Regions from separate parts of the Homo sapiens genome. Here region 2 is linked to region 1. A link is a contact called in ENCODE Hi-C or POLR2A ChIA-PET data. All regions are on one chromosome and are shown on one strand. The core of a region is the stretch at or near the end of the contact, and the rest is flanking DNA. Distances in the headings are between cores, read along the strand shown. Region 1 has its middle 21 kb from the start of PRDM10. Region 2 overlaps PRDM10 (PR/SET domain 10).

The links. A loop is a pair of places that touch in the nucleus more often than their neighbours do. ChIA-PET counts read pairs that join two places held with the same protein, here RNA polymerase II (POLR2A). Pooled maps may share reads with other maps.
Region 2: a pooled map shows a loop between it and region 1 (7-fold over the local background). The contact joins two enhancer-like sites. A Hi-C loop is called at or near these places in 17 of 37 single-sample maps with no recorded cell type and 5 of 50 pooled maps. POLR2A ChIA-PET finds 5 or more read pairs at or near these places in 4 of 52 experiments (B cell, BJ, CD4-positive, alpha-beta T cell and 1 more).

What each region holds. Positions count from the first base shown.
Region 1 is chr11:130,020,304-130,026,810 of GRCh38, forward strand. No RefSeq gene overlaps it. Among named protein-coding and RNA genes, the nearest start is that of PRDM10, 21 kb to the left of the region's middle. RefSeq lists a silencer at 3,143-3,222. Within about 2 kb of position 3,173, at least 4 of the 41 ENCODE cell types and tissues checked have a DNase peak (open chromatin) inside an H3K27ac peak, as active enhancers do; they include OCI-LY7, where a contact is called at or near this core.
Region 2 is chr11:129,956,355-129,962,861 of GRCh38, forward strand. It overlaps PRDM10 (PR/SET domain 10), which reads right to left. Exons shown (of 21, transcript NM_199437.2): 2 at 4,542-4,728; 3 at 1,392-1,556. The coding sequence starts at 4,610. Among named protein-coding and RNA genes, the nearest start is that of PRDM10-DT, 43 kb to the right of the region's middle. Within about 2 kb of position 4,062, at least 3 of the 41 ENCODE cell types and tissues checked have a DNase peak (open chromatin) inside an H3K27ac peak, as active enhancers do; they include OCI-LY7, where a contact is called at or near this core.

The sequences.
Region 1 (6,507 bases), core at 1,923-4,422:
GTAGAAATGTTCTCAAATACCTATTTTCAAAGATAAACAATATACGTATTAGTTTCCTAGGAACAAACTACCATAAACTGGAAGATTGAAACAACAGACATTCATTCTCTCCCAGCTCTGAAATCTAGAAGGCTGAAATAAGCTATCGGCAAGGCTGTATTCCCTCAGAAGTCTCTGGGAAGGAATTCTTTCTTGCCTCTTCCTAAATTCCTGTGTTCGCCAGCAATCCTTGGAATTCCTTGACTTGCAGTTTCATCACTTCACTTTCTGCTTCTGCCTTCTTCACCTGCCCGTCTTGCCTGAACTGTATTCATTTCCAGATCTCCCTCTCCCTACAAGGACAACAATCATTGTATATAGGGTCCACCCTTATCAAGTATAAACTCATCTTAACTTATTACATCTACAAAGGCCCTATTCCTGAAGAAGGTTGCGTTCACAGGTATGAGGAGGGGGAGGGGGATTAGACCTTGAATATCTTTTTAGGGGGATAAAATTCAACCCTCTACAATATCCTACTTATGATAATCAACTGAAGCATTCCTATAAAAAAATAGATGATAAAAAGAAAAATAGAGCCAAGCATGGTGGCTCACATCTGTAATCTCAGCACTGTGGTAGGCTGAGGCGGGAGGATCACTTGAGTACAGGAGTTCGAGACCAACCTGGGCAACATAGCGAGGGTAACAAACCTCGTCTCTATTTGTTGTTGTTGTTTTTTTTGAAGGAGGTGACAGCTAGGCGCGGTGGCTCACGCCTGTAATCCCAGCACTTTGGGAGGCCGAGGAGGGCAGATCACGAGGTCAGGAGATTGAGACCATCCTGGCTAACACGGGGAAACCCCGTCTCTACTAAAAATACAAACAAATTAGCCGGGCGCAGTGGTGGGCACCTGTAGTCCCAGCTACTCAGGAAGCTGAGGCAGGAGAATGGCATGAACCCGGGAGGCGGAGCTTGCAGTGAGCAGAGATGGTGCCAGTGCACTCCAGCCTGGGCCACAGAGCGAGACTCTGTCTCAAAAAAAAAAAAAAAAAAAAAAGAGGTGACAACGATGCCCCATATATTATTTAACACTGCCTTGAGGCTGAACACAATGGCTCATGCCTGTAATCCCAACACTTTGGGAGGCTAAGGTAGGAAGATTGATTGAGACCCAAGCATTCAAGACCAGCCTGGGCAATGTAGCTGAGAGGTGACAGCGTGCTGGCAGTCCTCAGAGCCCTCGCTCACTCTCGGGGCCTCCTCTGCCTGGGCTCCCACTTTGGCGGCACTTGAGGAGCCCTTCAGCCCGCCGCTGCACTCTGGGAGCCCCTTTCTGGGCTGGCCAAGGCCGGAGCCCGCTCCCTCAGCTTGCGGGGAGGTGTGGAGGGAGAGGCGCAGGCGGGAACCCAGGCTGCGTGCGGCGCTTGCGGGCCAGCGCGAGTTCCGGGTGGGCGTGGGCTGGGCGGACCCCGCGCTCGGAGCAGCCGGCCGGCCCTACCAGCCCTGGGCAGTGAGGGGCTTAGCGCCCGGGCCGGCAGCTGCTGTGCTCAATTTCTCGCCGGGCCTTAGCTGCCTTCCCGCGGGGCAGGGCTGGGGACCTGCAGCCCGCCATGCCTGAGACTCCCCCCACTCCGTGGGCTCCCGTGCGGCCCGAGCTTCCCCGACGAGAGCCGCCCCCTGCTCCACGCGCCCAGTCCCATCGATCACCGAAGGGCTGAGGAGTGAGGGCGCAGGGTGCACAGCCCCGGTGCGGGATCCACTGGGTGAAGCCAGCTGGGCTCCTGAGTCTGGTGGGGACGTGGAGAACCTTTATGTGTAGCTAAGGGATTGTAAATACACCAGTCGGCACTCTGTATCTAGCTCAAGGTTTGTAAACACACAAGTCAACACCCTGTGTCTAGCTCAGGGTTTGTGAGTGCACCAATCGACACTCTGTATCTAGCTACTCTGGTGGGGACTTGGAGAACCTTTGCGTCGACACTCTGTATCTAGCTAATCTGGTGGGGACGTGGAGAACCTTTGTGTCTAGCTCAGGGATTGTAAACGCACCAATCAGCACCCTGTCAAAACAGACCACTGGGCTCTACCAATCAGCAGGACGTGGGTGGGGCCAGATAAGAGAATAAAAGCAGGCTGCCCGAGCCAGCGGTGGCAACCCGCTCGGGTCGCCTTCCACACCGTGGGAGCTTTGTTCTTTCTCTCTTTGCAATAAATTTTGCTGCTGCTCACTCTTTGGGTCCAGACTGCCTGAAGAGCTGTAACACTCACCGTGAAAGTCTGCAGTTTTTCTCCTGAAGCCAGCGAGACCACGAACCAACCGGGAGGAACGAACAACTCCAGACACACCGCCTTAAGAGCTGTAACACTCACCGCGAAAGTCTGCAGCTTCGCTCCTGAGCCAGCAAAACTACGAACCCACCAGAAGGAAGAAACCGCGAACACATCCGAACATCAGAAGGAACAAACTCCGGACACACCGCCTTTAAGAACTGTAATGCTCACCGCGAGGGTCAGCGGCTTGATTCTTGAAGTCAGTGAGACCAAGAACCCACCAATTCCAGACACATAGCTATACCCCACTCTCCACAAAACACTGAAAAATTAGCCAGGGATGGTAACACACACTTGTAGTAGTAGCCACTCTGGAGGCTGAGGCTGGGATTGCTTGAGCCCATGAGTGTGAGACTGCAGTGAGGTGTGGTTATACTACTGCATTCAGCCTGGGCAACAGAGTGAAACCCTGTCTCTGCAAACCAACAGCACTGCCTTGGAAATTCAAACCAATGCAATAAAATATAGAACAAAAATAAGAGATAATTATTAGAAAAGAGAAAACAAAATTATCGTTACTTGCAGAGTATACAGTTAAGTCTACAAGAGTTTGGTGACTAGACACAAAATACAAATTAATAGTTTTCCATAAAGAGTAACAAAAATCACAGGAAATGCCAAAGAAAAATACAAGTTTATGGTGAACCTACTATGCACTTAACTTGATCCTTCAAAAAATGAGATGTGTGAGATGACTCAATTGTTAGAAATGATTTCTGGAATGCCTGAGGTCAAGGCTTCTGCCCCAGACACGCTTGACTGGCTCCACCACTTTGCCTATGGTCTGTTCACTTGCCAAGCCTAGTTTTGATTATCACTACTCCTCACTGACAGCAGGAAACACAACTGAGCAATCTGCGATTGTCTTTCCTCTGATCACACCAGTTGGTCCCAAGGGAGTTCATGGGTCACAGCCCAGCAGCCCCTTTGTGTGCTTTCACCTGTGTTGGATTGCTACCTGTTTGTTGGAGAAGGTTGCTTTCCAGCCTGTTTTAAACCAACAGTGGCCTTTTGCCATCATCTTCCCCCATGTTTATAATTTGGCTTGATGGCTAGCTGAACAATAATAGGGAAAATGACAAAAGAACATAATAGGGATGGAAGAGAAAAACAGTTGTATACTTTGGGCCAGTGGTTTGCTTGCTTTCCTTACAAACAGGAACAGAGAAGTAGTACTGGGAAGGAAAATGGAAAGAGAAAAACAAAAACAAACACAAAACCTTTAGTAGAGTAGGCTAAGAAGATATGAATGATTCGTGTTTTAAATGACAGCTCCCCGAAAACATTATAGAAAATACTTTCTTTTTTTTTTTTTTGAGATGAAGTCTTGCTCTGTTGCCCAAGCTGGAGTGCAGTGGCGTGATCTTGGCTCACTGCAAGCTCCGCCTCCCGGGTTCATGCCATTCTCCTGCCTTAGCCTCCAGAGTAGCTGGGACTACAGGCGACTGCCACCATGCTCGGCTAATTTTTTTTTTTTTTTTGTATTTTTAGTAGAGACGGGGTTTCACTGTGTTAGCCAGGATGGTCTCGATCTCCTGACCTTGTGACCCGCCCGCCTCGGCCTCCCAAAGTGCTGGGATTATAGGCTTGAGCCACAGCGCCCGGCCAGATAGAAAATACTTTCTAAGAATTTTCACTGATGAAACATTCAGACATCTTTTTTGTTGTTTACTTAAAGCTTAATTTTAAAAACGCAATACAGGGCAAAATATTTCTATCTGGAGTAAAACTCTTCTTTCTGTATAGTGTTCTACAACACACAGAGCCTTCCATATACATGGTCCCATTTGATCCAAGTGAGATTGCAAATATCGTGGCTGACCAAATGGTAAACTAGGGAGAATCTTATGATGAATGGGAGAAAGGAAATGGAAAATTTTTTGGAAAACAAAACCCTAAGCCAAATATAGCAAAGATTAAGATCTACAGGAACATTGTTCTGAATATTTATGGGTAATCCATGAATAATCCTCAGAAATAGATATTGCTCATGCAAATCAGATGAAAAGAATTTGGATGGATTTTTCCAGCACATATGGCAATAAAGCCTGTGAGAAGACTAAAAAGACAGTGACATTCTTTGTTGTTGTTGAGATGGAGTCTTGCTCTGTCACCCAGGCTAGAGTGTGGTGGTGCAATCTCAGCTCACTGCAACCTCTGCCTCCTGGGTTCAAGCAATTCTCCTGCCTCAGTCTCCTGAGTAGCTGGGACTACAGGTGCCCACCACCACGTCCGGCTAATTTTTGTATTTTTAGTAGAGACGGGGTTTCACCGTGTTGCCCAGGCTGGTCTCAAACTCCTGACCTCAAGTGATCCGCCTGCCTCCGCCCCCCCCAAAGTGCTGGGATTACAGGTGTGAGCCACAGTGCCCAGCCGACAGTGACATACTTGAGGGACATGGATGCAAAGTTTTAAACACTGAGAGGAAACTAAGTGCTATTGGTTAGAAAAATAATCCTTCTCTGTTAGTAAAACCACACTTCATTAAAAGAGACAGCAAGAAATGAGGAGAAACTCCACTGTACCCTGATACATACTATAATACTTCATGGTTTTGTTTGTTTGTTAGTTTTGAGACGGAGTCTCACTCTGTCACCCAGGCTGGAGTGCAGTGGCATGATCTCAGCTCACTGCAACCTCTGCCTCCCAGGTTCAAGTGATTCTCCTGCCTCAGCCTCCTGAGTAGCTGGGACTATAGGCACCCACCACCACGCCCAGCTAATTTTTGTATTTTTAGTAGAGATGGGGTTTCACCATGTTGCCCAGGCTGGTCTCAAACTCCTCACCTCAGGTGATTTGCCTGCCTTTGCCTCCCAAAGTGCTGGGATTACAGGTGTGAACCACTGAGCCCGGCTGATAGTTCATGTTTAGATTTTAAGTTGCTTGAGCTTGTTGTTCCCTCTCAGCAAACAGCAAGAGACAGACTGGTCCTGCATGGATTTAATCTTAGGACCTTTTCTCCTCCTTAGCAGTGTTTTTTATTTACTCTACTCATGTGGTCATGGAATGTAAATGTTCTCTTAACTGCTCTTTCTTATCATATTTAAAAAAACCAACAGAGAGCTTGAGAACTGAGTGTCTTCCCTTTCAAGTCTTCTCTTCACATTTCAATATGGCACCCAATTGCTTTTCACTGTAGTCAAGACACAATCAAATTTTTTTAAGTTTACATATTTTATTTCCTCACCAAGAAGAAGCATTAATCACTGATACCTAAAAATGCAATCATTGCTGGTGACTAGGTTTCTAGAAGAAATTTTTTTTTTTTTGAGGTGTAGTCTTGCTCTGCCATCCAAGCTAGAGTGCAGTTGCATGATCTTGGCTCACTGCAACCTCTGTCTCCTGGGTTCAAGCAATTCTCCTGCCTCAGCCTCCTGAGTAGCTGGGATTACAGGCACGCGCCACCACACCTGGCTAATTTTTGTGTTTTTAGTAGAGACGGGGTTTCACCATGTTGGTCAGGCTGGTCTCGAACTCCTGACCTTGTGATCCACCCACCTCAGCCTCCCAAAGTACTGGGATTACAGGCGTGAGCCACCACGCCCGGTCTAGAAGAAATATTTTTAAATTTTGTTTTTTCACACAAAAGTCACATACGCACACGAACATCTCAACTATTCATATTGTGTTCATGACCTACTCGTTCAGTTCATCCACATGTGATTTGTTTAAAAGTGTTCCCCCAGGTTAGAGAATAAAATAAGACCCGAGTTTTTAACATTGAATCCCTCTAAAATGTATGCAAAGTGCTGTCTTCAAATTCATATGTGCATTTCTTCTGAGGAGAGATAATAGTTTCTAGCACATTCTCCCTGAAGAGTCCAAGACCCCATAAAAACTAGAAATTGCAGGCTCACGCCTGTAATCCTAGCACTTTGGGAGGGTGAGGTGGGCGAAGTCAGGAGATCAAGACCATCCTGGCCAACATGGTGAAACCCCGTCTCTACTAAAAATACAAAAATTAGCCAGGCATGGTAGTGTGCACCTGTAGTCCCAGCTACTCGGGAGGCTGAGGCAGGGGAATCGCTTGAACCAGGGAGGCGGAGGTTGCAGTGAGCCTGTATCACGCCACTGCACTCCAGCCTGGTGACAGAGCGAGACTCCATCTCAGAAAAAAAAACCAAAAACTAGAAATCATTGCCTTGGCCAGTGCAGTGGCTCACGCCTGTAATCCCAGCACCTTGGGAGACCAAG
Region 2 (6,507 bases), core at 2,812-5,311, 63 kb before region 1:
GTCAGGAGATCGAGACCTGGCCAACATGGCAAAACACCATCTCTACTAAAAATACGAAAATTAGCTTGTTGTGGTGGTGGGTGCCTGTAATCCCAGTTGCTTGGGAGGCTGAGACAGGAGAATCACTTGAACCCGGGAGGTAGAGGTTGCAGTGAGCTGAGATTGTGCCACTGCATTCCAGCCTAGGAGACAGAGCAAGACTCTGTCTCAAAAAAAATAAAAAATAAGTAAACAAAATAAAAATTATCCAAATTCAGACATTTAGTAACATTGTAATAAACTGAAAGTTGGTCACAGGACATTCTTATATAAACTAATCTTATTTTAATATAGGCAGGGGTATTCCAAAAGTACCACTAAGTCTTCAGTGATTTCATACTTATGTAGATTTGAAAGGCACTAATTAGGCGGGCCTCATTTCTATTTGGGAGTGATCTGAGCCTCTTTATTGAATATCAAATGAGGGCAAATTTTTCTTACCAAGATGCTACTATAAAAGTATGGAATTTAGATGTTAAAGATATACATTTCAAAGTACTTTATACATTGTAAAGTGCTAACAATGTAAATTAACATTTATATGTTGGGGGATATTGGTGTCACTCATTTGGAAGCTATACTGCAAGTCACTGGCAAAAAATAAAATAAAAGCAGCTATAATTGTACGCCTTTTGGCAGTAAACATCTTTGCTTCTAGTACAGCCTTGCAAATCAGTAAGTTATTAAGAAGTGGTAGCTAATAAGCTTAGCAGGACCCTTTCTTACATATTTAGCTGAAATAATCTGTATGTTTTCACAGAGCCATTTTTGGCCTGGTTCTTGATACTTAGGAATAATAAATTCATAACCTAGTCAACTGTAGAGAAGAGCTATATACGAACCCATGCTCTAACTCCTTATTGCATTTAGCGTCAAGAAATAAATCACATCTTCCTCTGCCAAGTTGGTTACAAGCTCCTTGAGAGCACAGATCTTTTTTTTTGAGACAGAGTTTTGCTCTGTCACCCAGGCTGGAGTGCAGTGGCGCGATCTCGGCTCACTGCAACCTCCGCCTCCCAGGTTCAAGCAATTCTCTGCCTCAGCCTCCCACGTAGCTGGGATTACAGGTGCCCACCACCACGCCCAGCTACTTTTTTGTATTTTTAGTAGAGACAGGGTTTCACCCTCTTGGCCAGGCTGGTCTTGAACTCCTGACCTCATGATCCACCTGCCTCGGCCTCCCAAAGTGCTGGGATTACAGGCATGAGCCACCGCGCCTGGCTGAGAGCACAGATCTTATCTGAATACGTACTGCATCACCAGTACCTAGCACAATGACTGACAGAAAGTAAACACAAGTAATTGGTTAATTAGTTAATTGACAAATTATCAACAGATAACCCTTCACATGCCTGTGCAGCTTCCACCGGGTGGATGTACACCAGCGTGTGCTCTGGACCATCCACTGATGTGTAGGAGGCACCATCTGCCGTGTACACCACCTGCTGTGGGGGGCGAACCTGGTCATCGGTATAGACAATCTGAGCCACTGTTCCTGTGTCCGGAACAAAGTGCACCTGGCATAAACAGGAGACAAAGAACAAAATCAGTATCAGGAAGGTAAGTGATCAACAAGCACACCTGGGTTTCTAAAAGATCCCCAATGACAGGAGAATGGGGATGGATACACCTTTGTCTACACCGAGGTGGTGACTAGGGGAGGATGCAAGGACCTTGTCATTGATTTACTGCTAAATGTTAGGCAACCGACTTAAATTCCCCTTTGCCTCAAATGGCCAATGCAGATAACTCTTTTGGGGAGTAATAAGGGCGTGGTTAATTGATCCTGGAAACGACACTGAAGATTCCTGCCTGACAACACTATCAGAATAAAACATACAAATTACTCTGTGGTGTGAAAAAATACGTCAAGACTCAAAAGCCAATTGCTGTCAACACATCATAAGAATTCTATTTTATAACTAATAGTGTCTTTCAGCAGACACATTAAAATAAGGTCACTTTTGGCTAGGCGTGGTGGTTCACACCTGTAATCCCAGCACTTTGGGAGGCCGAGGCAGGTGGATTACCTGAGGTCAGGAGTTCAGGACCAGCCTGGCCAACATGGTGAAACCCTGTCTCTACTAAAAAAATACAAAAATTAGCTGGGCATGGTGGGGGGCGCCTGTAATCCCAGCTACTCAGGAGGCTGAGACAGGAGAATTGCTTGAACCTGGGAGGCAGAGGTTGCAGTGAGCCGAGATCGCACCGTTGCACTCCAGCCTGGGTGAGAAGAGTGAAACTCCATCTCAAAAATAAAATAAAATAAAATCAGGTCACTTTCTTTCCTGCAAGTTGTTTCATACACAAAGGACATACTGGAGGCATATCAGTAAATGCTTGCTGAATCAATGAATGGAATAGAACTCTTCCTTGCCGGGTAGGTGAAGACACAGAAAATTCTAATAAAGTACTTTTAGGGGGTTCTGGACAACTATTTCAGCTGTCACCAGGGTAAATAATTTTCTCCCAAGACCTAAAGAACTAAAGCAGAAATGAAGTTTTGTAAAACACTTTCTGAGTGGTCAGCTTTGGAGGATTGAATTCTTGAAGGCCTGAGCTTGGCACATGGCCTGATGCCTGATATTGAAGGTCTGGAAGCAGATGGCCCAAGAACACATTTGGGAGAGAAATAATGTATGTGTTGCTATCGAAGTCACGCACTCTTAGGGTGGAATCCTTGCTCTTATACTGCCTTGGCTTTGGACCTAACTTTTTAATGTCAGTTTTCTCTAGTGAAGGATAGTAGATCCCCAAGATAATATAAACTAATTTAATCCCCAGAAGGAAACCTAAGAGACAAAATGTAATCAAACACCACAGAAATACAACAAACTTCCACCTCTACACGAAATGATTAGTCTGGCTTCTACATAAATTTGATTTGTCTGGAAGATAAAGTTTGTCTATTGGAAAAATTAGGCTCATATTTAAGCAGGCTTAATTGCTATAAGACAATTTTGTGACTTTCGATTTGTTCATTAACATCAAAGCCTTGAACTAGTTTCAGTGCTTAAGAAGGGAAAACATGTTTCCTCCAGACAAGCTATCCAAGCTTTTCTGCTTGGTCTTCATCATTCATTAAATCAGAATTCCCAGCTGGCGGAAGAACCAGTTGGGAGGAAGGAGTGCCACAGGGACCCTGACCTTGGCTATCTACTATCTGGTTACCCACAGACAGGGCCCTGGTCATGCAGTGTCACAACCAGATTTTCTTTTGTTTTGCTTTTTAATGAACTACAATTTTATTTATAAATAAGATATACCAAAATACATAGCTGCATGGAAATGACCTCAAAATGATTTCCAGGAGAAACAAAACAGAATTCTCATATACTCTGCTGAAACATCAGTGGAACTTTTTTAAGTAATCAGACTAAGACTTTATTTATTTTTATTTTTAGTGACAGGGTCTCATTCTGTCACCCAGGCTAGAGTGTAGTGGTGCAGTCATGGTTCACTGCAGCCTCCACCTCCTAGAGACATGACCGCACCACTATAGGCATGCACCACCATGTCCGGCTAATTTTTCTTTTTTTTTTTTTTTGGTAGAGTCAGGGCCTCACTTTGTTGCCCAGGCTGGTCCTAAACTCCTGGACTGAATCGAGCCTCCTGCCTTGCCCTCCCAAACTGCTGGGAATGGCATGAACCACCATATTTGGTCCATACTGAGACTTTTTAATCATACCAGATAACCAATTTTATTTATTGTATATTTATTATATTGCTTAAATTAAATAGAATCTGCATACTTAAATGTTTCAATGTAACTTCTTGATTTTGATACTGGTACTATGGTTATGTAATTTAATGAAACATTACACGTGTATGTTTACTACAATGTTTAAAAATTAAGTTTTATACTTTGGTCACACATAAAACATGGCTCCATATGACTGCTAATCATCCCAAATTCAATTCCATACCAAAAATGCAGAGATTTGCCTTCGCTAAGAACAGCCAAAATAACATGTGGTTGGTTCTAGCAGCAATCTGAAAGGCAAAGGTCATCGATGACAGCAGCATTTGGTCAAGTGACTAACCTCTAAAGTGGCTGACTCATAATGGAACAACTTTGACTTAGAGGTTTACATTCTGAATTTAAAAAGAAAAGAAAAGGCCACTCACTTTATAGACATACCTGTACTCATTACACACAAAGGACCAAACTACTATGGATAACGTAAAAGAAACAAACTATAGTTTGAGGTTTTCAGCAGCAATAACATAAATAAAGCGGGGTAGTAAAACAGATTATGACAGTAAATTGCAGACAAGGCGGAGAAGCCTATAGCTGGTGGTCTAGCTCTCCTAACTCACGGTGAGCCACATCGATGGAGCATTCAAGGGGCCAAAACAGTCCCTATTCCTTGTGTACGAGTTCTTCATGTCGGCTCCTAACGACTAGTCACTACTAGATAGCAGCTGTATTTCTTTGCTGTCAGCAAACTGAGTCCAGCTGAAAACCTCTCAATACCAAGCTGGAAAAGACCAGTCTTCACCTGTGCGGCATTCTGTTCATGCTCTGCAGATGTCGGCCACACATGCGAGCTTTCATCTTTGGAATCCATCTTCTCCCAACTGGACAGCTCCACGTCTGGCACACCTAGAGCAGCACAGGGTACAGGACAGTCATCTGTCTACCACACGTGTGTTCATGAAGGACGGAAAGGTCTGTCTGCAGCATGCCTGAGAAAACACAGAAAAGGAACCAAGACTTTCAGTAGATAAATACATTTTAATATATTATAATTTCAACCACAAATAATAAAAGAAAGCTTTGTCAAAAAGCAACACGCCTGGGCAAAAAAATGTAAAAATGAAGACATTATTTGTAATAATAGTATAGGCCAGGTACAGTGACTCACACCTGTAATCGCAGCTCTTTGGGGTTTTTTTGGGGGGGTGAGGGGAGTTGTTTTTGTTTTTGAGATGGAGTCTCGCTCTGTTGCCCAGGCTGGAGTGCAGTGGCACAATCTAGGCTCACTGCAACCTCCGCCTCCTAGGTTTAAGCGATTCTCCTGCCTCAGCCTCCTGAGTAGCTGGGACTACGGGCACGAGCAACCATGCCCAGCTAATTTTTTATATTTTTAGTAGAGATGTGTTTTCACCATGTTGGCCAGGCTGGTCTCAAACTCCTGAGCTCAAGTGATCCACCTGCCTTGGTCTCCCAAAGCGCTGGGATTACAGGCATGAGCCACCACACCCGGCCAATCCCAGCTCTTTGGGAGGCCAAGATGGAAGGATCACCTGAGGCCAGGAGTTTGAGACCAGCCTGGTTAACACGGTGAGACCCCATCTCTATTTAAGAAAAAGAAATTTTAAAAAAATAATAATATAATGTATTGCATGCTTGCTATGTTCTAAACACTCACTGGGGGTGGGTGTGTGTATATATAATATCTTATAAAATTATATATTTTGCATATATATTTGTGTATACATAAATGTGTGCATGTTTGTCTAATGCAATCCTCATTAAAAATATTAGTTCTAATTAAAATTAGTTGTCGTGAGGAGAATGAGTTTCTCAGATGCCAAATGCAGGCTCTTTCCTTGTAGACACTAACTTCCCATACCACCTTTACTCAAAATGAACAGCAGAATAATAAGTCTCAAGATGAGAGGAAGGCGGCAAGTGGAGGGAGCTACATTTTCTGCGTAAAAAATTTGGTGAATGCAAATACAAACTTTTTTTCTCACATGGTCAGTGTTGGAGTGATTAGCGGCCAAATAAAAAGCCTTACTAAACTTTAACATGCACAATACCTGCATCTCAAAATCTTATTCCTTCCCAAAACAGGCTTTTTAAGGTAGTCAGTCTTCCCTTTTGATGATGATAAAATGTTGGTATTTTAAAAGTCCACTTGACATTTGCTGTGTGAACAGGGCAGCAGCCACAATGCCAGAATAAAGACCAAAGAAGAAAGAAAGAGAAGGTACGTGAACTTCGAAAGTCTGTGCCCAACTCTGGAAAAGAGAGGATGCCATGTCCATCTTCTGAGCCATCCAGGTGCCTGTTCCTGCTTTGCCTCAACATTATCATTCTCATCCCCAAGCTGCAGCACCCCCCACCACACTTATTCACCCTGCATGCGCCCTACTCTTCCAATCCCCATTTGGGGGGGACTTGAAAGAATGCCACGTCCACCAACAGGTGAATGTAAGAAGAAAGGAACACAAGGGAACTTCATGGAGAAATGGGAATATCCTGTATCTTGCATCTGAATTGAGGTGGTGGTTACATAAGGAATATGTGTGTCAAAAGCTATCAACCTATTAAGATATGTGAATTTTATTACATTTAAATTATACCCTAATAAAGTTGATTTTTTTTAAAGCATACCTTCCTTATATAGCAGTACTATTTAAAAATATATACAAAGATATTCAGGGTGAGTTTCCTATGGTATATAAACTATATCTCAACAAAGCCATTATTTAAAGAAACAAAAGGTATTAAGAAAG